Regions from separate parts of the Mus musculus genome. Here all the other regions are linked to region 5. A link is a loop called in an ENCODE intact Hi-C map of the cell type or tissue named here. Cell type or tissue: heart. All regions are shown on one strand. Each heading gives the region's core, and the rest is flanking DNA. Links, peaks and the distances in the headings are about the cores only.

Region 1 (4,540 bases), core at 208-4,207, 81 kb before region 5:
GGTTAAGAGCAGAATCTACTCTTCCATAAGGCCAAAAGGTTAGGCTTTGATTTCCAGCACCTAAATTGGAGGCTCACTTCAGACTCAGAGCGGGTGGTTGGGGTGGGATATTCCAGCAGGAGGCAGTGTCCTTCAGAAACCAGAAATCTGAGTAGATCCCACGAGCTCACTCTCTGAGCTAGGCTCAAATACCTATGGGGGGTGGGGGGGGCAGGGAGGAGGAACTGGAGGGCATGAGATGGTATCACAGATCCCAGGTGGGACCACACCCACATTCAGGGAGGCAAAGAGGCACCTGCCTTGTGCTTCAGTTTATGTTGGTAATGCTATGTTCAAACCTTACTGAAGCTCCAGGTGGCTGTGAGTAAGCTCACTTCCTTCCTTCTTCTTATGCGGCTCCTGTCTAGGAAGAATGCTTTCTCTTTCAGAAACTCGAAATTGAAAGAAATGCTCTTCCTGGTGGTGGAGAAGTCACTGTAGTTCACTGACTAACACAGCTGTAGATCAGCTGACACAAAATCCCTGGGTTCCATGTACCGTAGCACATGACTATCATCCCAGCAGTTGGGAGGTGAAAGCAGGAAGATCAGAACTTGATGGTCATCTTTGGCTACATAGAGAGTTTGAGTCCAGCCTAGGTTACATAAAACCCTTTTTCAAAAAATAAACTATTGCCAGGCAGTACTGGGGCACGCCTTTAATCCCAGCACTTGGGAGGCAGAGGCAGGTGAATTTCTGCGTTCAAGGCCAGCCTGGACTACAGAGTGAGTTCCAGGACAGCCAGGGCTACAGAGAAACTCTGTCTCAGAAAAAAAAAAAAAGGAAAAATAAATAAATAAATAAATTTTAAATATTTAAAAATTTAAATCTTTTAAAAAAACTCAGCCAGCAGCTTTGTGTGGTGGCACAGGCCTGTGATCCCATAGGAGGCTGAGACAGACAGGAATATCAGGCAGCTTGAGCTATATATTAAGGCCCTGTCTACAAAATGCTTGGCTGAAAGGGCTCCTGGGCTTAGTCTGGCTTTGCTTCTGTATATTCTAGAAACTCATCTCAATAAAGGCACAGTGTGGTCCACCATAGCTTGTAGATGTCTGCTTGATTTTCTCTAGGGAAGCACAGGGGTGCGAACGACGGCCTGTTGGTGCCATTGCACCTGATCTTTTTCCCTCTAAAAACAATGATTTGCTTCCCTGGGGAAACCAGGACCAAGCCCACAGACCCTCAAAAGGATGCTGCTTTCAGTAGGTCAGTGATTCTAGAGATACACAACACACAAGCTGGGTCAACTCTAATGAATGAAGATGCCTGCAGGGATGCAGGGTGTGGTATTTAGCTCTGTGCAAAGCAACTCAGCCATTTAGAGACTCTTTAGTGACTCTGTATAGCTTTAACCTAACTCCCTTTTCTCTTTCCTTCCTCCCTTCTTGCCTCTTTCTTTTCTTCCCTCCTTCTGTCACCCTCCCTTTCCTTGTAGCCTAGGCTTTCCTGGAATTCCATATGTAGCTAAAGATAACCCTTAAATTCCTAATCCTCCAGCCAGGCGTGGTTGTGCACGCCCTTAATCCCAGCACTCTGGAGGCAGAGGCAGGCAGATTTCTGAGTTCGAGGCCAGCCTGGTCTACAAAGTGAGTTCCAGCTTGGGCTATACAGAGAAACCCTGTCTCGGAAAAAAAAAAAAAAACAAAAATAAAAACTTAATCCTTACGTGACATGCTGCTGTGACAGTGGTGGGTCAGTACACACAGTTCTCCCTTCGTTTCCTCTTTTTTTTTTCCTTTAAAAATAAAGATATATTTAATTTTTATTAACGTGTCTATCTGTGCACATGTGCCTTGCAGGTGACCTTAGAGGACAGAAGGGGGCGTTGGATCCCTTGGAGCTGCACACAGAGGCGACTGTGAGCTGCCATAAGTGGGTATTTGGGTCACACTCAAGAGCAGCAAGTGCCACTAAGCCGTCTTTCCAGAGCCCACTTCCCTTTTCTCTTCCCCTCCCCTTCCTCTGCAAGCCAGGCTATCCTCAGACTCACAGTGATCCTCTTCTGAAGTGCTGCGATTATTACCGCACCTGTTTTTTGTGTTGTTTCTCAAAAGAGGGTCTGTAGCTCAGACTAGCCTTCAATTTACGATCCTTCCTTCAGCAGTCTCCTTTATGCCGGGACAGACCTGGGCCCTCGACCCTGGAGGCTATAACCTTTTTGCTATCTGTCTGTGGCATTACTCAGCGGTCACTCTCAGTGCTGGTGGAACGCTTCCTCTGTGCGAGGGGACTTCTCAGGAGAGCAGCCACAGGTCTCTGGCTGGCAGAGGCCCCGCCTTCCTAACGCCTGTGGGGCTGCCTGGGCCAGCTCCCACTTCCCTATATGGGCGTGAATGTCACTCAGCCTGTTCGTCAAGTTGATTCCCCAGACCCAGGAAGGGCCACGCCTTGGTGAAGAGATGCAATCAGCTTCCACCAGGGAAAGGAAACTCATCCTTCAGTCACATGGCTCTTGCTTCAGTTTTTATTATAAAACTAGGCTGCCCTTGGCTCTGAGGTTCAGGAATTTCACTAGAGTATCTACCTGGAGTCTCTCTTCAAAGAGAGTTCACTTCAGACAAAGAAAAGGGTTAGGATTATTATTTTTTCCTTAGCCCAGGCTGTTCTTGAACTATGAAGATGAGGATGACCTTAGATTTCTGAGTGTCTTGCCTCTATTTCCTAAATTCTGAGCTGACAGGTGTGCACCATCACACCTAGTTTATGTGGGGCCGGGAATGCACACTGTGCACACTGGGCAATCACTATCAACTGAATTGCATTCCCTGTCTAGGTCTCAAAAGTTTTGATTATTTATTTGGATTATTTTACCAGTACAGTAGTAGTTTAGTTGTGTGTGTGTGTGTGGGGGGGGCATATATTGAGCTGGACACTAGCTAATGCACTGCTTATCAATTTTTAAAAAAGATTTATTATTATATGTAAGTACACTGTAGCTGGCTTCAGATGCACCAGAAGAGGGTCAGAACTCATTACGGATGGTTGTGAGCTACCATGTGGTTGCTGGAATTTGAACTCAGGACTTTCAGAAGAGCAGTCAGTGCTCTTAATCACTGAACCATTTCTCTAGGTCCCAGCACCAATTTTTGATTGCTAATGTGAGCATGCTCTCCATGAGACCATAGTGCTTTCTCACCTTTGAGCATGTTGCTGGATTGGAGATTTAAAGTTTTTTATGTGTATAAATGTATGTAAGCACACCACATGCACCAGATCTCCTGGAACTGGAGTTATAGAGGGTTGTGAGTCACCATGTGAGCGCTGGGAATGAAATCTGGTTCTCTGCAAGAGCAATACGTGTTATAATTGTTTTTGGATTTGAGATGTAAATAATACAAGTGTCAGTTAAGATGTAATACTACAGTTGAGCAGTTGATGTAGACCAATAACAGTAGCTGAGTGTACCTGCCTTTCTTTCTTCCTTCCTTTCTTTCCTTCTTTCTTTCTTTCTTTCTTTCTTTCTTTCTTTCTTTCTTTCTTTCTTTCTTTCTTTCTTTCTTCTTTCTTTCTTTCTTTCTTTCTTTCTTTCTTCCTTCCTACCTTCCTTTTTTTTTTTTTTTTTCTTTTTTCGAGACAGGGTTTCTCTTTGTAGCACTGGCTCTCCTGAAACTCACTCTATAGGCCAGGCTGGCATCGAACTCAGAAATCTGCCTGCCTTTGCCTCCTAAATGCTGGGATTAAAGGCGTGCGCCACCAAGGCCCAGCACTGCCTTTCTCTTCTGCATACAATGGGAAATTACATACTATGCTGACCTATAATCCCATCAATAATTGTTGATTCAACAATAAATTATGCTAGATGTAATGGAATACACCTACCAAGAGGACTATGTGTGCTAGGTCATCCTGAACTACATAGTAAGCTCTAAGCCAACCTGGGCTACACAGTAAAAACCCTTCTCAAGAAAAACAAGAAAAGTTATGTGTAAAGTACCAAGGGATCACTTAAATAGGTTGATTCTTGTGCTAGCAAAATATCCCAGTTAGTGACAGGAATTAAACTAGCTTTTGTTCCCTACTGTGGGCCAGTGCAAGGCACTTTAGTTCACATCTCTAGTGTAAGCCTTTGGGCAAATTTCTGGTTTTTCTATGCAACCCAGGATGGCCTAGAACTTGAGATGCTCCTGCCTCAGCCTCCCTTGTGGGTTCTGATGTCTTCCGCCATGAGGGTGATTATTGGCCTTCTTAAGAAGTGGCAGGTATGGGTTTGTTTCCAGTTCTGCCAGCCCTTTGGTTCAACATGAAGAGAATGTGGTAGCTCCTGAGCAGAGGGGCCAAGCGTGCAGGGAACATCTTCGTGTTTACCATGGCTCCCTTCCTTAGTCAGTGACGCTGTGTTTGTTGGCCTCATCATTTGGGACCAGTTTAAGATCAGTTAAGAAGTCATAGTCCCTCCAATCCCTGTTACTATCTGCACTTACTTTTCTTCCAAAACTTCAGCTTTCTTGTAAGCATAAGTCCATTCTTCTCATACAAGCTTCAAGGTTCACATGGAATC
Region 2 (4,540 bases), core at 261-4,260, 250 kb before region 5:
AGAGATGGCTCAGTGTTGGTTAAAAGTGCTTGCTGTTCTTGCAAATGACCCCACCCCCAACCCACCATGCTGGGCAGCCCACAACCATCCATAACTGGCAACTTTCACTTAGGAAAGGCACAAACCACACACAGATACACATGTGACAATGTGACATACACAGTTGAAAAGAAATGTTTTGAAATGCGGATGGGAGGCTGAGGCAGAGGGACTGCCACACTTTCACAAGCAGCTGGAACTACAGTATGAGACTCTGTCTAAAAACCACAAAACCGGGGCTGAAGCAATGGCTCAGGGGTTAAGAGCACCTCCAGGTGACCTGGGCTGGGTTCTCCATCCCCGCATCAGGCAGCTCATAACTACTGTAACGCCAGCCCCAGTGTATGAGTGCACAACCCCACTCGTGGAGACAACCCCTACACATAATGGAGGAGGAGGAGGAGGAGAAGGAGGAGATTTTTAAAAGGAACAAACAGCATGCACCATGGGACCACTGCAGCAGGACAGGCAGCAGAACATTCCCTTACCTGCCATTGCAGAGCAGCCAGCGTGCGAAGGAACAGTGTGGCGCTAGCCTGTGCATGAGGGTGGCGGTGAACAGAGTCACCACCAGCTGCACTCCAAGGACCGCCTAAAGGGGCAGCTCTAGTCAGAAAATCTCAAGTGCTCTGACGTAACACAGGTTATTTATAGAGCAGGTGGGTGGGTGGAGAGGGCCAGCCTTGGGCTCTGGTGGTATCTCTCAGAAGTCAGTGGGTATGAGCCAGAGTCTGTCTTCAGCGCCCTAGGCATCCCCAGCAGCTCACCTGGTCCTGACCCCTGCTTCCACCAGCAGAGCCCTGAACCCCTTTCCTGAATACTTCTGTTTGCTTTGTGAGCTCTGGATGTGCCTATGTGGGTAGATCAGGCTGGCCTCCGACCTACAGAAATCTACCTGCCTCTGGTTCACCAATGTTGGGATTAAAGGCCAGAGTCAGCACACCCAACTATTTGTCTAAAGGATGTTTCTTGCCAGGCAGGGTGTGTAATCTTGGGTTTAATCCTCACATTTGGGAAACAGGTGCAAACAGATGGCCAAGTTCGAGGCCAGCCTAGTCTATAGAATGAGTTCTAGGACAGCCAGGGCTACACAAAGAAACAATATCTGAAAAAAAAAACAAACAAAATAAAACAAAACAAAACAAACAAACAAACAAACAAACACAAGACAGAAAGAAAGAAGAAAGAAACCAAGGAAAGAAGGGAAGGCCAGAGATAGGTTGATTTCCTATAGCCCAGGCTGGTCTGGATCTCAGAACACAGCTGAAGGTGACCCTGAACTGCTGGTCCTCCTGTCCCCACTTCCTGAGTGCTAGGGTGATAGCGTGTACCCACACCCAGTTTGTGCAGTGCAGGGGTGGAGCCCCGTCCATGCTAGGTAAGCACTCTACCAAATGATAGACGCCAGCTCTCCATCCCAGGAAGAGTTCAGAGCACAGCTCCACAAATCTTTCAGAAGGAAGCTAAGTCAGGCTCCCGCCGACACAGCACTCATTTCTGTAATTATCTAATTATATACACTGTGTGCCACTAGAGCTGCCTGCCTGCATTCTGCTTTCATACCCAATTAACATGAAATACAGATCAATATAAAAATCTGTCAGCCAGGTGTACTGGTGTACAATTTTGCTTGGATTTTTTTGAGACAGGGTTTCTCTGTGTAGCCCTGGCTGTCCTAGAACTCACTCTGTAGACCAGGCGGGCTTCGAACTCACAGAGATTCACCTGCCTCTGCCTCCCAAGTGCTAAGATTAAAGGCATTTGCCATCACTGCCCATCAACACCAACAAGTAAGACCCTTTGTAAATAATTTTTAATGGGTAAATAGAAAAAAATAAAAGGACTGGGACGCTAGAGAGATAGCTCAGGGCTTAAGAGTACTGATTGCTCTTCCAGAGGTCACAGGTTCAATTCCCAGCATCCATTTGGCAGCTCACAGCCCTTTCTAACTCCACTCTCAGGGAATCCTACATGTCTTCTCTGGCCTCTAAGAACAGCACACACACACACACACACACACACACACACACACACACACACACACACACACACACACACACACACACGGTAGACAGACATACATACAAAACATTCATACTTAAATAAATAAAATAATGAAAAATAAAAAAAGATTTTAAAAGACAAACAGAAAGCCGTGAATAGTGGCACAAGTTTGACATCTCAGCACTCCAGAGCCAGGAGAATCAGAAGTCCGAGGTCCCCATAGGCTACGAATAAGTTCTAGTACAACTTGGGCTACATGGGACCCTGTCAGAAAGCAAAGATAGCTGCAATCCCAGCTCCCTCACTCCAGTCCAGAGCCCTAGCTTCACCTCCCAACGCGTCCAGCACCACTGACTACACGACACTTCCAAATAGCCCGCGCGGTTTGGGGAACCCTCTCAGCTCAGTTAGGCCGTTCTCCACCCCGGGGATCCCAGAGGGCCTGCTCACCATGTCCGCTCCCTGGGCGCACAGCGGTACGAGGCTGGAGGCGGGGAAGCGCTGAGGTATCTTGGCCAATTAGAGACAGAATGCTGTTGACGAGCATCCTGGGAAGTCAGTCATCGGGCTAAGAATGGGATGGGTGTGCGCAATGCATGCTGGGAACTGTAGTTTTAGCTGGAGCATGAGGTCGTTTCGTCTGCTGGCTTTTCCTTCTTTTTTCTTTTCTTTCTCTTTTTGCCCTTGCCGTGTGTGTGGTGTGTGTCGTGTGTGTGCCGTGTGTGTGTGTGTGCGTGTGCGTGTGACAGAGTACCTATGTAACTTCTGCTGGTCTGTCCTGAAATTCACTCTGTAGACCACGCTGGCCTCAAAGTACTGGGGATTAAAGAAAGCCTGTGCCACCACTACCCGGTTGGTTTTATTTTCTAGTATGTATCTGTATCTTGTGGGGTTTTTTGTATTTTGCACGTAGCTGCAGTCCTTGGAGTCCAGAGGAGAAGGCCAGATCCTTTGACCCTAAAGATACATGTGGTTGTTTATTGGTTGAGAAGAGGGCTTAGACTGAACTTGGGTTCCCTACAAAAGCAATACTTGCTCCTAGTCAACTAACCAACTTTCTAGCTTTCTAGTTTTGTTTTTACTTGGACGTGGGGGGGGGGGGGGGAGGAGTTCTTACTTTGTGTGTGGGAGGACATTGGATACCTTGCTAGAGTCAATTCTCTCGCTATCATGTGGACCCCAGGGGATCAAACTCAGACTTCACAGAAAAAGCCTCAACCGGCTGAACAGGCTTGCTAACCCTGTTTGGTTTTAGTAGGGTCTGAACTTCTCTATGTAGACAAGGATGACCTTGAGGTTCTGATCCTGCTGTAAAATGCTCAAGTAACAGATGTGTCTCACCATGCCCGGTCAGTGTTCTCACTCACCACGGATGGAGCTCACCATGCAAACGTAAGACCTGTGTTGTATGAGCGACCTCCCCAGCTCACTACACCATCACCCCAGTTCAGACAGTAGCCTGGATGTCTGTGTGTGTGCACGTCACTCTCTGAGCCACACCCTCCTCACTAGACAGCCCGGCATAGTGGATCGCATAGCTGTCCTCTCTCTTAGAGAGCTAAGACAGGAGCATGTTTTAAGACTAATGACAGCCTAGGCTGTGTAGCCAGACTGAAGCCACTAGTGCTTCATATTTTAAGACTGTCTCAAAAACAAAACAAAAAACAGGAAAAAAAAATAAAAACCAGGGCCGAACGTGGTGGCGCATGCTTTTAATCCCAGCACTCGGGAGGCAGAGGCAGGTGGATTTCTGAGTTCGAGGCCAGCCTGATCTACAAAGTGAGTTCCAGGACAGCCAGAGCTAACAGATAAACCCTGTCTAGAAATAAAATAAAGTAAAAACCAGGAAGGAACACTTGTTAGGTTGATGAGATGTTTCTTTGGGCAAAGGAGTTTTTTTACCACAATGAGGGCCTGAGTTCCAACCCTAGCACCCACATGGTAGAAGGGAGAATCATGCCTGCGAGTTGACCTCTGACCTCCACTCCACTCATGCATTATACACTTGCTTCCATCGACATGATAGTAGTTAATGTTTAAAAAGAGGGTGCTGACTGGCCTTAGTGGTTCACATCTCTAACTCCTGTACTAGCCAGACACAGAAAGCCATTTTTGATAGTTTGGAGCTAGCCTGATCTTCCTAATGATTCAAACATAAATTCCAAAAGGCTCAAACAACAATGGGGAGATTTGGGCTCATGGAATAGAAAATGCTAGAGTTAGACCCACAGGGTAGGGTGGTGGGGCTTACATGGAATCCAGCTAGGTCAGGAGGGCTGTGAACCTGAGAGCACCCTGAGCTGGCAGGCCTCCTTTTGTTTTTGTTTTTGTTTTCTAAACCAAAGCATCATGTACAACAACCTCAGCCTCAGATACAGCTTGAGCAAGAACTGTCATCTTAGGACCCTACAGTCTTCCCCAAGCGGCTTTGAGAGAGGGAGGGAGGGGCAGCTCTTATCTTGGTTAAGTCCTGGACAGGCCTGGGTGTCTGGCTGTC
Region 3 (4,540 bases), core at 339-4,338, 250 kb before region 5:
GGCGTCGTTTTCAGACAGGGTAAGAATTTAATGTAGACCAGGCTGCTCTCTAACTCAGAAATCTGCCACCTTCGTCTGCAGAGTGCTGAAGTTAAAGACATAGGACACCACTCCCCACCTCCCAGGCCTGTTTGGTTTTCAGAAACTTCCTCATGCCCTACTGGCTCAATGTCTGGGCTGTGGAAGCCCTGAGGATCATTCTAGAACCCTGAGGCCTCTTCTGGGTCCCGCTGGGCCTCACAACCTGGCTTCAGTCTTGAGTGCTCACAGATTCTGTTTCTTAGTGTTGGAGTGGCCTAAGGCCATAGTCAATCCCCTGCCCCAACCCCAGTGGTGTCTGAGGCACTCGTCGGGGGAGGGCAGAGCCAGGAACAGCCGGGCAAAAGATGGCTACTGAGTTTCAAAGGCCCTTTAAGTGCCACCCAAGCACCCAAGCAACCTTGCTCCCTCCTGCTCCAGGATGTGGTGTCATAATGGAGACCAGGAGGACTGGGTGGAAAGAGAGGGCTGAGCCTAGAAACCTATTTTTTTAAATCTTGTTTTTACATGGACTTACGCCAGTGGTTCTCAACCTTCCTAATGCTAAGAAGCCCCTTTAATACAGTTCCTTATGGTGTGGTAAGCCCCCAACCATAAGATTATTTCCATTGCTACTTTTAACTGTAATTTTGCTATTGTTATGAATTGCAAAGTAAATATCTGTGTTTTCCAATGATCTTCGGTGGCCCACGGGTTGAGAAATGCTGACTGGGGAAAGGTGTGGTGTTGCCACAAGTGGACAACACATGGGGTCCGTTTTCTCCTTCTGCCATGTGCATTTCCTCCTGGGGCTGAACTCAGAGCTGGCAAGTGCTTTTCCCACAAGTGCAGCCATCTTGCCCTAGAGGACCCCACCCCCTCTAAAACTAAAAGGCATTCTTGTACAATCATCATTTCGGTTCGCATGAATGCGAGCTTCCCGGTATACTTGCCTGCACCCTGGCAGAAGCTGTGGGAGGACATCAGGTGTCCTCTTTGAGACAGGGACTCTGCCTGAACCAGACACAGAACTTTCTAGGCTAGAGTAGCAGCCAGCAAACCTTCAGCAGAGCTAGTTCTAATTAGCAGTGTCTGTGGAACCCTGGGCTTGTGACCAGGACACTCGGGACTGGACCCTAGTCACATGATGACATAACCAACATTGCACCCTCTGAGCCATCTCTGCAGCCCAGGACACACTTGGAGGAGGAAGGGTGCAGCCCCAAAGCTCTTGCTCCACCCTTTCATTGTTTTTACATATATTATGTCTGTCTCCTTGTAGAACCGTGCCAACACAGCCTCAGAGGACACAGAAAGGGAGTGGGTGTCTTATTCCCCTCAGATATGATCTGTCTTTAAGCTGGAGCTGGGCTACTAAGCCCCAGCCATCCTTTCCCCACTTTACTCTGGCATCTAGACCACATCTGGCTTTTTATATGAATGCTAGAGATTCGAACTCAGATCTTAACGCTTGCATAGCAAGCTCTCTTACCATCGACCTTTCCCCCTTCCTCTCCCCATTTATATATTTATCCGTTCATTTGCATCTGTAGGGGGAGCACCTACACGTAGGGAGGTCAATGGACAACTTGAAGGCAGTTGGTTCTTTCCTTCCACCAACAGAACTTCCAACAATAAAACTCAGGTCCACAAGATTGGCAGCAAGGGCCTTTACCACATGAGCCATTTTGGAGCATCCCCTCTTTACTTTTTGTTTTCTATTTTTTGAGACAGGGTTTCTCTGTATAGCCCTGGCTGTCCTGGAACTCACTCTGTAGACCAGGCTGACCTCGAACTCAGAAATCCACCTGCCTCTGCCTCCCAAGTGCTGGGATTAAAGGCGTGTGCCACCACCGCCCGGCTCCTGTTTACCTTTTAAAAAGTGTTCTCAGTCCCAGGCTGTCCTGGTCACCACAGGCAACCACTTTACTCCTACTCTCACTGCCATGGTGACATGGCTGTGGTCTCATCCGAGAGTCACACTTCCAGGAGCAGTTCAGACCTCCTGGCTCATCCTTGGTGGCGATGCAATGCCTGTGGCTCCTTCTTAGGTCACCCCACCTTCTACCTGGCCTTCCTCTTGGAACCCGTTTCTGTGGTATGCACCCCAAAGCCAGTGTAGGCAAAAAGAGATCTTTGAGGAGATTGGGTGTGGCTATTCCAGGCTCGGGAGCTCTGAGCTAGGGGCTGCCCAGTGCCCTCCCGAGTCCTTGGGCTTTATTGATGCAGCGGCCCCCAGGAAGGGACAGGGCCTTAGTGATGCACAGTGGGTGCCCTCGTCCGTCCGTCCTGGTGGTATAGGGAACCTGAGACTTCGGGAACTCTGTGGAGGCTGGAGGAACCTCTTGGAGCGCTACCGTGGCCAGCTGTCAGGGGTCAAGCGGTGCAGGGAGGCCGAGGGCCGCAGTGGCTCTGCAAGGGGCCTGGCAAGGAGCAGCGGGTAGGGGAAGGACCTGGGGAAGTCGCCAGAGGTCCCAGTGACTGGAGACAGTCGCTCAGACTTGATGCTGACCGGAGGTGTCGGAGGGGAGGCCCCTCGGCTGGGGGGACCCTCCTTGCACAGACTGCGGGCACTGCTGGAGAGATGGGGGAAGGGAGGCAGGAAGAGGAGAGACCCACAAGATAGGTAAGAAGGCTTGTAGGCCATGGGGTTCTCTCTAAATCTCACAGCCCCACCCTCAGCCTGGTCTAGACGAGTCTCGCTCCTGGCCGCCAGGGGGCGCCCAACTCACACTGGCCGGGCGGGGTCTACAGCGTCCCTCGTTGGTGGCCAGGGTGAGGGTTGCAGGGGTCCCTGAGCTGCGTCTCCCGGGCTGCAATCTACGGGCAGAGGCTGGGTGAGCGGAGATCCTGTCAGTACTCCAACCCTCCCGCTCCCGGGCTTGGGGTTGGGGCGAGGGACCCACAACGGTCAGGCAAATCAGACAGGGCTGGGTGCACCTGTGGAGCCTGATGGTAAGAAGGCAAAGCTACCCAGAGCGGGGCCTGGGGCACCGGGACTCTGCAGGCCGCTGTACAGGCTTCTCTGCAGGAACAACAGAGGGAAAACTGTAGTTGGTTGTGACCACCTGCCTCTTTCCTTCCTCTCTCCCACTTCCTTCCCTCCTCCTCCTCCTCCTCCTCCTCCTCCTCCTCCTCCTCCTCCTCCTCCTCCTCCTCCTCCTCCTCCTCCTCCTCCTCCTCTATCCTCTTCCAACTCTCTCCCCTCTCACTGAGGTGCCCAATCCCCCTCGGGCACCAACCAGGCCAGGGGGCAGGTCTGGCCTCCGCCCATCAGTCGCCAGGTACAGAGGCGGGGGCGTCTTGCTCGCAAGGTGGCTTGGAGAGAAGATCGGGTGTCCCAGGCCTGGGGGGAGGTGAAGACCCAGGAAAAGAGAGGCTGTCGTGTCACTCATAGAGTTCAGAGCCCGGGTTCCTCGTGCCCTTCTGCCCTCCCCACACGCTAACGCTAACGCTCGCTCACCCGGGGGTCGAAAGTGAGGCGGGCGGCTGTGGACAGACGGGGCCTCCCCCAGCCCGCCAGGATCACAGCCTGGAGTGGCTGGTGGGACCCGGTAGGACAGCTCTGAAACCGACATTGCGGGGGCCACGGGCTGTGGACAGAGAGAGGAGAGAATGAGGCAGAGGGGGCTCTGTGCCTCAGAAGTTTCTGAGGGTCTCCATTAAGGCCTAGACCCAAGGCTGGGGTTGCCAGGTGGGCTCCATCTCAGCTGCATAGCCTTGTTCAGGGCTGAGGTCTCCCTCTGCAGAGCATGGGGTGTCAGAAATTGTGGCAGGAAGACTTGCTTGCTGAACTGTTACTGCCCTTCGAAGCCCGGGTCATAAAGTGCATTCTTCACCCATCCAGGACAAGACTGGCTTCCACGAAGTGGCTCCCCTGTCTGGCCTTTTAGCACTACTCCCGGAGTCTCAAACTCAGACTGTGTATTGGAAGTGTGTTGGGGGTGAGAGGGGGCACAGGGAAGTCCTCTTACATAGATCCGAGGCGGGGGCGAGGCCGAGCCTCTGTCACCCCCCAGTGTCCTCAGCAGCTTCTCTCCAGGACCTTCTGGCCCCTCCTCCATATCCAGCTCGGGCCCATCAAGGCCCACGCCCCTCCTCTTCAGTGTCTGTGGGAACAGCAGATGACAGGGTGGGCCCTCAGACCTTATCCGACTCCTAGAACTTGGTTCTCAGGTACTTGGGAGAGACCTTCTCCAGCCAAACTGCACAGACAGATACAGATGGGCGTGGCCTGCTCCAGAGGGACCCCAGGGACTAAAACCACTGTGAGTTCCCCTGAAGTTCAAGTCCCTTTAGTGTTAGAGGAAAGGATCAAGAACTAACAGGGTGACACAGTGACCAACCGGCCAGGATGTGCCCGGGGACTGCAGGCGGCTTCAGGTACCTGAAGGATATCCGCGTTGGTGCGGCTCTCGTGCGGCTCACTGTACTCGGTGTATTTGAGCAGCACCCGGTCCATGTCGCTGCTCGCATACTGGAAGAGGCGTTGCGCGCTGTTGAAGATGATCAGGGCAATGTC
Region 4 (4,540 bases), core at 223-4,222, 54 kb before region 5:
TTAACAATTTAGACTCTGAGTCCTTACCCTGGCTTGGAGTTTGAGGGCTCCCACTTGACCACACTTGGTTCAGTTCATCGCTAATTAAAGTTGGCATTAATCGGAACCAGGTGAGGTAACGGTTTCTTGTTTTGCTGTAATGCACACCATCTGATTAATCACTGTGGCACCAGTGGCTCTTAGAGCTACACGGAAGCCCTGGATTCTGCCGACCCATCTTTCCTTGTACAGGGATGGAGCAGAGGCCCTTGAACTATATACCTGGTCAAGTTTGAGAGCTTTTTGTTTAAGCTGAAACATTTGCATTTCTTTGCCGCAATCGGTATTTTGTATCTTTTTGATGTTGAAGAGTGCTTCTCTTAAGGTTCTGCAAGATGTTGCTTTAAACTTGGAAGGTTTAGGTATGGGTAGGGGTCAGTGACAAAGTTGCCAACTGTAAAACTCCACAGAAATTCAGAAGGACTTAGGGAAGGCAGTGCTGAGGATGAGGATTTTTGTAATTTTTCAAATTTGGGGTGAGACCCACTTATAGATTAGAAGTACTTTTGATGTTTTTCCCAACACAACAGAAGCCATCAGATTACATTACAGTTGTGCAGTAACACATTTCAGTTATGTGTGTTACAAAAAAGGTACTTCAGCAGTTTTCAGGAGTCCTGGTGTCTGTCTCATCACTATTTCAAAGCTGGAATAGGAACATGGCAGGAGTCTGTTTCAGTGATTCTGATATTAACAACTGCTTTGTGACACTAGACTTTCTTTTTTCTTTTTCATTTTTTCCTCTCAAGACAGAGTTTCTCTGTAGTCTTAGCCATAGTACAGACTGGCCACGAACTCATCCACCTACCTTGAGGCTTCATTTTCTTTATTTCATTTCCTTTTCTTTCTTTTTCTTTTTTTAAAGATTTATTTATTATATGTGAGTACACTGTAGCTGTCTTTAGACATACCAGAAGAGGGCATCTCATTACAGATAGTTGTGAGCCACCATGTGATTGCTGGGATTTGAACTCAGGACCTCCAGAAGAGCAGTTGGTGCTCTTAACCACTGAGCCATCTCTCCAACCCTTATATATATATATATTAAAAGAAACTGATGTGTCATGAGTGTTTTGCCTGCATGTGCATCTGTGTACCACATGTGTACTTGTTGCCTGAGGAGGAGAGCCTCCATGTGGGTGCTGGGAATAGAACCCAGGTCTTCCACAACAAGAAGTGCCCTTAACCACTGAGCTAACTCTTTAGCCCTGGGCTTTGTCTTCATAAGATTTCTTTATGACGTGTTTCTGTATGATGAGGACAGAAGGCATAAATACCCTAGAACCGGAGTTATGGTAGGTTGTAAGCCACCATGTGGGTGCTTGGGTCTTCTGCAAGAGCAGCCAGTACCTTTAATTGCTGAGCCATGACTCCAGATGTGTTTTTTAAATTAACATATTTTATTTATGAGCGTGTGTTTGTGTCTGAGGACAACTTGTGCGGATGGAACTCAGGTCATTATGTTTGGTGGCAAGCCTCTTTAAACCACTGAGCCATGTCGCTGTCCTGGAATAGGTTTTCTATGAACTTTGTACTTTTCCCTGTTGAAATTGTAAATTGGCTTCAGATGCTTCATAATCTCCCCAAACTTGCTTCCTTTCTGGCTATTATTGTCTCCTTGGTGTTACCAGAGAGGGTTGGGCGCAGGTTTGTTTTCTTGGGGATTCCTTCTTCTCCAGAGGCACAGGCTAGATGTGGATTACTGGAAGGAGACAGCCGTCCACCTCGTTCTCTGCAGGTGGATTGGCTTGGTGGGTAGGTTGAACTGTCTGCGGTCCGGGGGAGAGGGGTGACCGCTCAGCCGATCGCACCTTCTCACTGGAGGTCAACACCGAAGTTCCTGAGAGGAAGCTTTGCGAGGCCCCGGGCGCGTCTCAGAGTTACAAGAGGTGGCCGTGCAGGGCTCGGGCGAGGTCAGCGTGAGTCAGCCCTGGGCGCGGCCGAGCTCTGTGCACTAAGCTGGCCATGGCTGAGGGGCGCTTAGCAGCCCAAGTGGGAAACCCAGTCGCTTAGCGCAGCGTCGCCAGTCTTTGGGGCTGGGAGGGCGGTGCTTCCGGGTAGGCCCGCCCAGCCTCGCCTCCAGGGAACCACGCCCACATAAGACCACGCCCACAGGGAGCCCCTCCCTTCCCGACCCCGCCCATCCGGGTGCGGGCGGGTGGCGTCGCCTTTAAGAGCTCCCCGGTGTTTTGGGGGCCGCGGGCCGGGCGCGCTGACCTGGTGCGCATGTCCCGGGCGGTGACGCCGGCGCCGGGCTCCATGTGTGCGGCCGAGGGGCGCATTATCTGGCCGGCGGCGCGGGCGGGCGGAGCGGCGGAGCGAGCGCCGCGGGCCCGGGCGGCCCCTCAGGCGCAGCGAGCACGCGCGGCCGGCGCCCCCCGCCCCCAGCCCTGTGGACACGCGCGCTGCCCCTGGGCCCGGTCGGCGCGCGGCCGGGTAAGTTCCTAGCAAACTTGGCAAGGCGGGGCGGGGGCGCGGGAAAGTGGGAGCGCGGTCGTATTCGGTTTGCTGCGCTGCGGTTCGCTTCGCCTGCGCCGCTGGAAAGTTCCCCACCGCCCTCGCACGTGGGGCTGGGGTCCCTGGTCCCCGGAGCCGGGAAGTGGCCGAGTCGCCTCACTCCCTCCTGAGCTTTTCAGGCTGGGAGGCCGCCCCAAGGGGGGCGGCGGGCACACAGCACGTGGACGAGTGGCGTGGGGTGAGAGTCCACGGGAGGGTCGGGGGTCCGAGCCCGGCGGCGGCGTTAAATTCGGCGGCGACGGCGGCGGCGGAGGCGGCGGAGGATCCCGTGTCAGAATAAGAGTCCCTGCGCGCCCACGCCTGCAGGGCCGGTCCCCCCCCCCCCCCACCGTCCTGCTTGGGCTCGCGCCCTTCCTGCTTGACCCTGGGGAGCCATGGGACCCTTCCCCCTCTCTTGGTTCCTGTTTTCCTCATGGCCCTCCACTTTAAATTTGCCTCCGGGTGTACGATGTGGCTCCAATAATTTCTTTTTTCTTCCACCTGGAACGGGTTGGCATCAGTGACTAGACAGCAGCAGCTGGCCTTTTAAAGGGATTAATGCCAAGAATCGGAATTGATCACTTCAACAAGGAAAGGCTTCTGGGCAGGCCTCAGCCGCAGCCGGACTGCGCTCTCCGGAACCCTGAAATGAATGGGGACCCCTCATTAAGACCTGTATGGCAGAATGTTTTGTTTTTCCTTCCCGCCCCTGCAGTTTTAGCAGAGGCTGCAAGTTCTACCTACCTGACTCACTTCAGGTAGTTCACTCTTATCTTGTGGCTTTGGATTCTTTAGGACAAAGTCCTGGTGAGTCTCCTGAGCCTTACATTTTCTTGACAGCATTAACTTCTTTTTATCTTCTTGGAGTATGCAGCACTCCCACGTCCCTGTTAATGTGTGTGTCCATTCACAAAGCGATAGATACCTGTTGTGGATGTAATCTGTATACTGAGCCTGAGTCTCCCTCTTGTTCTTCTCATCCTACCATTCGGTGGTTACGGTGGTTACAACTTTTCTTTAAAGCAACATTACACCACAGCACTGTGAATACCCTCCAGTCCTTAGCTTATACCTGGCTCTCAGTGTGCATGGGCCAAGTTTCCTTTGCAGGTATAGCAGGTACCAAAAATGATCCTTCTGATGTATAATACCTAATTTCCAGATGAGAAGTTGTAGCTTCTACAAGTCCTGTTGTTCCCTCACTGCTTAGTGAAGGGGCAGAGATGTGATTGCTGTACGTTTTCTGCATTAGAACTGGGGAACGTAGCTGCTTTCCCCTTGTATGTGAGAATTCCCCCTGCTCTAGTACATGAAGCAAGCTCCTTGTACCTGTGCAGCTTAGAACACCATGCCAGCCTTTCTGTGTCCTGAGAGAAGAGAATCCAGCTGGCCTTTGAGTGGCATAGCCACCACGCTTGTGCTTCAGACCCAGAGTTCTCTAGAGGAAGCAGTTAAGTGTGGTAATCACCCACTCTTACTCCTCACTCTCTGTCCACCTCTCATTCTTCTTTTGCTCCCTACAATTCTGAAATACTTTAAAAAACAATGTCATTTTTTGTATGTTTGTACTCATGAGCATGTGTGGAGTCAGGTCAACTTTCAGGATTTGCTTCTTCCACCATGTGGGTTCAGAGAAAGAGCTTGTGTGAGGAGGCTTGGGGGCCAAGTGTCTTTTCCAGCTGATCACCAGGTCCCAATCCTCTCTTTAATTCAAAGATTGCTTTTCCCCTTGGAAGCTGAGTAGCTCTGGAAATGGGAGCATTTGTGCATTACTGATTGATCGCTATGCCTTGTTAGTTCCACTTTGATGACATTTCTTTAGTGTCATGTCATCTCTATTAGTGTGTTATTTGGCAGGTCCTGTGATGAAGCATATTATGATGTAAAGTGTCTGGGTTCAAGCCTCCTTGGGAAGCTTTCTGGAATCTTGCATCTGTGTGCTGCCCTACCTCCACTCCCAGTAACGAGCTATTTTGTGTTGTTGGTTTTGTTTCTTTTTGAGACT
Region 5 (4,000 bases), core at 1-4,000:
TGAGTCAGGGGAGTCTGGCATTGTCCAACACTTCTGTCTATGCCCTCCAGGACGCTGGTTTGCCTACTCTGGAGAGGCAGCCACTGTGGCCTGGTAGCAGACATGCCAATCTCAAGAGTTAGCTTTGCACAGACAGCCCCATCTTGTCAAGGTGAAACAGGTCCTTTAGGGCCAGCAAAGCTGTCCCACGGCCTTGGGGAAGTAGAGCTCCTACTCTGCTTGGTGCTGACACATCTGAGCATTCAAAACTGAGAAACATGGGTAAAAGAGTGCCCCTCAGGAGGCGGGAGGCAGCATAACTGTGGAGTCCCTCACTTTGTGGAGCACTTTCAACAGCCTAAGTCACTAACCCACAGCTTTGTGGGTGCATCTCCTCTCCACAGGAACAGGCTAATGCCTATAGGAGCGTCACTATGGGGACGGGCCTCTAGCTTTGTGTAGAAGCCCCATAGCCTCTTCCACCCAAGTCAGTTCAGTCATAGCTGACCTTAAGGTTGGGGTGCTTGGGAATACTTATTCTAGAGCAGCATGGCCCTGGCACTGAGGCACCGTGATCCTTCTGGGTGCCCTTATTGGGAGCTGAGGCTGCACCACACCCATGTGAGAGGGATAGGGAGGATGGGGAATCCCTCCTGTGAGTTAGAGACACACAAGCTGTGTAGACAAGGAAGTCAGGCCTATTCAAGAGGGTAGGGTAGCTATGCTTGTCCATCCTGTCCCATCTGTCTGTCTGTTTTCACACAGACATGTACTAGGTGAGAAAGGCGACATCTGAAAGCAGTCCCTTAGGAAACAAAGGGGCCCTGCAGGTCTGATGTCCTCTTTTGGCTTATGTGCCATGGGGCTAATGAATGCCAACACAGGCCATTCCAAAGGTCAGAGGTCCATTGAAGGGTGATAGAGACAGATCATGGCTAGCCAGGGCTTGGTGGACAGACTTGTGAGTCAAGCTAGTCTGTGTTGTGGTGCAAGGTTTGGGTGCAGAAGAGTAGGTGTATAGGCCATGACAGCCAAGCTGGCCCTGAGGAGGACTTGGTCCTCAGTTGATGTAGGTGTTCTTCCTCCTCCGATCAGATTGAAGAGACATGGATAGGATCCAAGCACCTCCTCTGATGTGGGCTATCCCAGTGCTCAGCCCCTTCTCCAGGACACAGCACACATTCCTGGTAGGAGACAGCTTTTGGTGCTAATGGCCAGACTGGCTGGCTTCTGGAGATTTTTACTGGTGATGTGAAGCTACTTCATCACTGTGTGTTTTCAACATAGACAGGTAGGACAGGTTCACACAGCATCCAGAAAAAGCAGTTGTCCCTGCCGGCCTGGCCGTGCTCCAGAGCTCTCCATGTCACTCTTCATTTTACTCTTATGCCTATGGGTTTCATGAAAGGCTCCCTCTGAAATTGTGCCTGTGATTGATCCATGTATTCTGGTTCCTAAGTTAAAAGCTATCTAGAAAAGTGCAGAGAATCTTGAAGGTATTTCTGTTAAAAGCTGAGCTTCGGAAAGCCTTTCAGTTTGGAAGGGAGAGGGGCTTGTGGTTTCCTCTGTTTTTTGTAGGAGATGACCACAGGCGACTGGATGCCTGGAGGCTGCACAGAAAGGGGAAAGTGGAGCCTCCATTTTCTGACAGCACCTGAACCCTTACCTCTCTTCTCAAAATGAAGGCCGTGTGTCACAAACCGGTTAGAACTGCCCGTTGCCATGGTTTTCACGTTGGAAGGCACAGTTAAAGGGTCACATGACCAGAGAGGGAAATGCCTTTGTCACATGACTTTTTGGTGGCCTGATTAGCATAGAGGAAGTTCACTCCGGGCAGGCTGGCTGCTGCTGGGATGCTGAGTGATACTGATAGCAGTGACATCATCTCTGAAATTGATTAGTTGGGGCCCAGGATGGGGTCAGAGAGCAACAGTGGTCAGGGCTGTCTTCCAAGGAAGCCTAAGTCCAGGATGGTCTCTGCCCCAGCAGTGCCCTCATTCCTCACAGACATCTCAAATTTTATTAGACGACTCACCTCAGAAAGATAGGAAAGAGATAAACTCCACAGTTGGGTGTCCTTTGGTCTGCCTAGAAAGCCAGTCCTAGACTGTAACTCTGTCATAGGTGCCTCTTAAGCCCAGCTGTTAATTCACTTGGGCACCCCCCTGGGCCAGTACCACAGCCACGGCACTGGGCTGCTCCTCTGCTACACAATATACAGTTGGTGGCATGCACAGTCAGTGGACCTGGAATTGAAGCTGTCTGATCACCTTGAAACCTGACCTCGGGTGAGGGCCGGTGGGAATGTTGGAGGAGAGATTGACTTGGAGTGTTTGAAGAGACCCGAGGGAGACAGATGCCCAGGGTCTCTTTTTTTAAGCTGTTTTGTTGTTTGTTTGTTTGTTTGTTTTTAAAGATTCATGTATTTGTATATTATTTATTTTTGTACAACAGTGCTTTGCCTGTATGTACGTCTCTGTGAGGGTGTCAGATACCCTGGAACTGAAAATTCAGAAACTTATGAGCTGCTGTGTGGGTGCTGAGAATTGAGCCCTGGTCCTCTGGAAGAGTAGCCAGTGCTTTTAACTGTGGAGCCATCTCACTAGCTCTCTCAATTTTTTTAAATAATTTGTTTGTTTTGTGTGCATTGTTATTTTGCCTGCTTGTGTGTCTGAGTGAGGCTGTCCAAATCCCTGGAATTTAAGTTACAGTAGTGAGCTGTCTTGTGGGTTCTGAGATTTAAACCTATGTTGTCTTAATCACAGAGCCATTTCTCCAGCCCTTCCAGGGTCTCTTTTAAATGACTGGTTTCTGGGCTGCCGAAGCCTGACTCTCAAGAACCTCCAGGCTTAAGCCTTCAGGCTGTGGCCAGTGTGCACGTATAGCTGTCATGTGGGAATCAGGAAGCCAGCCAGATGCTGGCTGGTCAGCCTCTGCCCACCATGCCACTCTTCTTGAGAATACAGCTGGCAGGAACCAGTGGTGGGGACCCAAAGAGTCTTCACCTAGTGACTCACCTCACCCTGCTCAAACCCAAACCACAGAGACAGATCTGCACTGTGACTTCCACCTAACTTTATCCTGTGTCACAGTGCCATCTAGTGGACATATTCTGAGCTGCTTTCCACAAGCAAGTTGGTACTTGCTTGGGTGCTGGGATACACACCAAGGGGCAGTTTAGATTGTCCACTGTGGGCAGTACTTTTTCTAGGACTTAGTGCTCCTCCCACCTCCTTCCTGTGTTACAGCAACAGAGCACACTGGCTTTAAGGATTTAGAAGCAACAGATGTGTATGCCCTCTGATACCCTTCACAAAGAGGGAGGTCTAATTTTGGGGTGCTCCTGTGTGGGTTAACTGATGTAGGCTATATTATAGCCACTGGTCTTTAGCCAGTGTGGGAAGAGTGGTCAGTGTTGTGGACCTGTGCATCTGACAGTGTGTACCACCCCTGCTACAACTGAGCTCCTAGGGAGACTGGCTGTTTGCTCACAGGGAAAAGTGAACTTCCTACACCACAGGATGTGTGTTAGAAGGTTGGTCACAGTGGTGAGTGTTCCATGATGTAACTTCTTCTGAGACTTGAGTGTGCAGGGTTGAGGGCAGAGCCATCACACTCTGTAGACCTGAGCATGAAGTCAGTGAGAGTGGTTCTTTTGAGTTTGAAAACTTGTAGCCACTGCAGCCACTTATGTGTGTCCTAGGTAGGACAATGCAGCAGATGGCCCCAGGTCCCCTTGTGAGGTAGAGAGCAAAAGCTAACAGTACATCATTGTGCTTTTTGGTCTTCTGGGGGGCTGTATGGGACTGGGTTAAGAGAGGGGTGGGCTTCCCATTGGGTAGTTCCCAATGTGAGACCTTGGCTTTGGAGTGCTCACGTCCATCCTACCCAGCACTCAGGAGCTGAGATAGCAGACCAAGATCTGAAGCTCTGTTTACTTGTGACAGAGCTCTGGGGTCGAGTAGCACTTTCTGAAGCATCCATGCTACACCTGAGTACTCAGAGATGGAGCACACCATCT

The links. Hi-C counts contacts between places; a loop is a spot of excess contacts. Peaks named below come from ENCODE experiments on the same cell type or tissue, not always from the same donor. Only the 100,000 strongest peaks of a DNase experiment are listed, where the experiment ranks them.
Region 1: a loop joins it to region 5, with 6 times the contacts of the local background. A loop is called at or near these places in 30 of 42 quality-filtered maps.
Region 2: a loop joins it to region 5, with 5 times the contacts of the local background. A loop is called at or near these places in 23 of 42 quality-filtered maps.
Region 3: it touches region 5 in a loop (9-fold over the local background); 23 of 42 quality-filtered maps call a loop at or near these places.
Region 4: it touches region 5 in a loop (3.0-fold over the local background); 8 of 42 quality-filtered maps call a loop at or near these places.

The regions. Positions count from the first base shown.
Region 1 is chr8:69,999,174-70,003,713 of GRCm38, reverse strand. No RefSeq gene overlaps it. Among named protein-coding and RNA genes, the nearest start is that of Gatad2a, 27 kb to the right of the region's middle. In heart, for the core only: a CTCF peak has its summit at 1,856 (motif pointing right); DNase peaks (open chromatin) are centred at 1,913 and 2,353; H3K4me3 peaks cover 1,213 bases; H3K27ac peaks cover 2,033 bases.
Region 2 is chr8:70,170,394-70,174,933 of GRCm38, reverse strand. Tmem161a (transmembrane protein 161A) reads right to left here and starts at 2,526. Exons shown (of 12, transcript NM_145597.4): 1 at 2,494-2,526; 2 at 528-631. The coding sequence starts at 2,496. In heart, for the core only: no CTCF peak of the experiment used is centred there; DNase peaks (open chromatin) are centred at 683 and 2,543; H3K4me3 peaks cover 2,494 bases; H3K27ac peaks cover 3,020 bases.
Region 3 is chr8:70,165,117-70,169,656 of GRCm38, reverse strand. Gm45929 (predicted gene, 45929) reads right to left here. Exons shown (of 9, transcript NM_001310055.1): 3 at 4,406-4,540; 4 at 3,993-4,127; 5 at 3,482-3,611; 6 at 3,231-3,364; 7 at 2,959-3,043; 8 at 2,751-2,838; 9 at 2,169-2,591. The coding sequence ends at 2,372. It overlaps Mef2b (myocyte enhancer factor 2B), which reads right to left. Exons shown (of 9, transcript NM_001045484.2): 3 at 4,406-4,540; 4 at 3,993-4,127; 5 at 3,482-3,611; 6 at 3,261-3,364; 7 at 2,959-3,043; 8 at 2,751-2,838; 9 at 2,169-2,591. The coding sequence ends at 2,372. Among named protein-coding and RNA genes, the nearest start is that of Tmem161a, 5.0 kb to the left of the region's middle. In heart, for the core only: a CTCF peak has its summit at 2,731 (motif pointing right); a DNase peak (open chromatin) is centred at 2,746; H3K4me3 peaks cover 1,245 bases; H3K27ac peaks cover 956 bases; H3K27me3 peaks cover 2,973 bases.
Region 4 is chr8:69,972,025-69,976,564 of GRCm38, reverse strand. Gatad2a (GATA zinc finger domain containing 2A) reads left to right here and starts at 2,182. Exons shown (of 13, transcript NM_001113346.1): 1 at 2,182-2,475. In heart, for the core only: no CTCF peak of the experiment used is centred there; DNase peaks (open chromatin) are centred at 2,154 and 2,734; H3K4me3 peaks cover 2,611 bases; H3K27ac peaks cover 2,214 bases.
Region 5 is chr8:69,918,225-69,922,224 of GRCm38, reverse strand. The region is part of intron 3 of Gatad2a (GATA zinc finger domain containing 2A); the gene reads left to right. Among named protein-coding and RNA genes, the nearest start is that of Tssk6, 18 kb to the right of the region's middle. In heart, for the core only: no CTCF peak of the experiment used is centred there; DNase peaks (open chromatin) are centred at 1,764, 2,169 and 3,024; H3K27ac peaks cover 1,930 bases.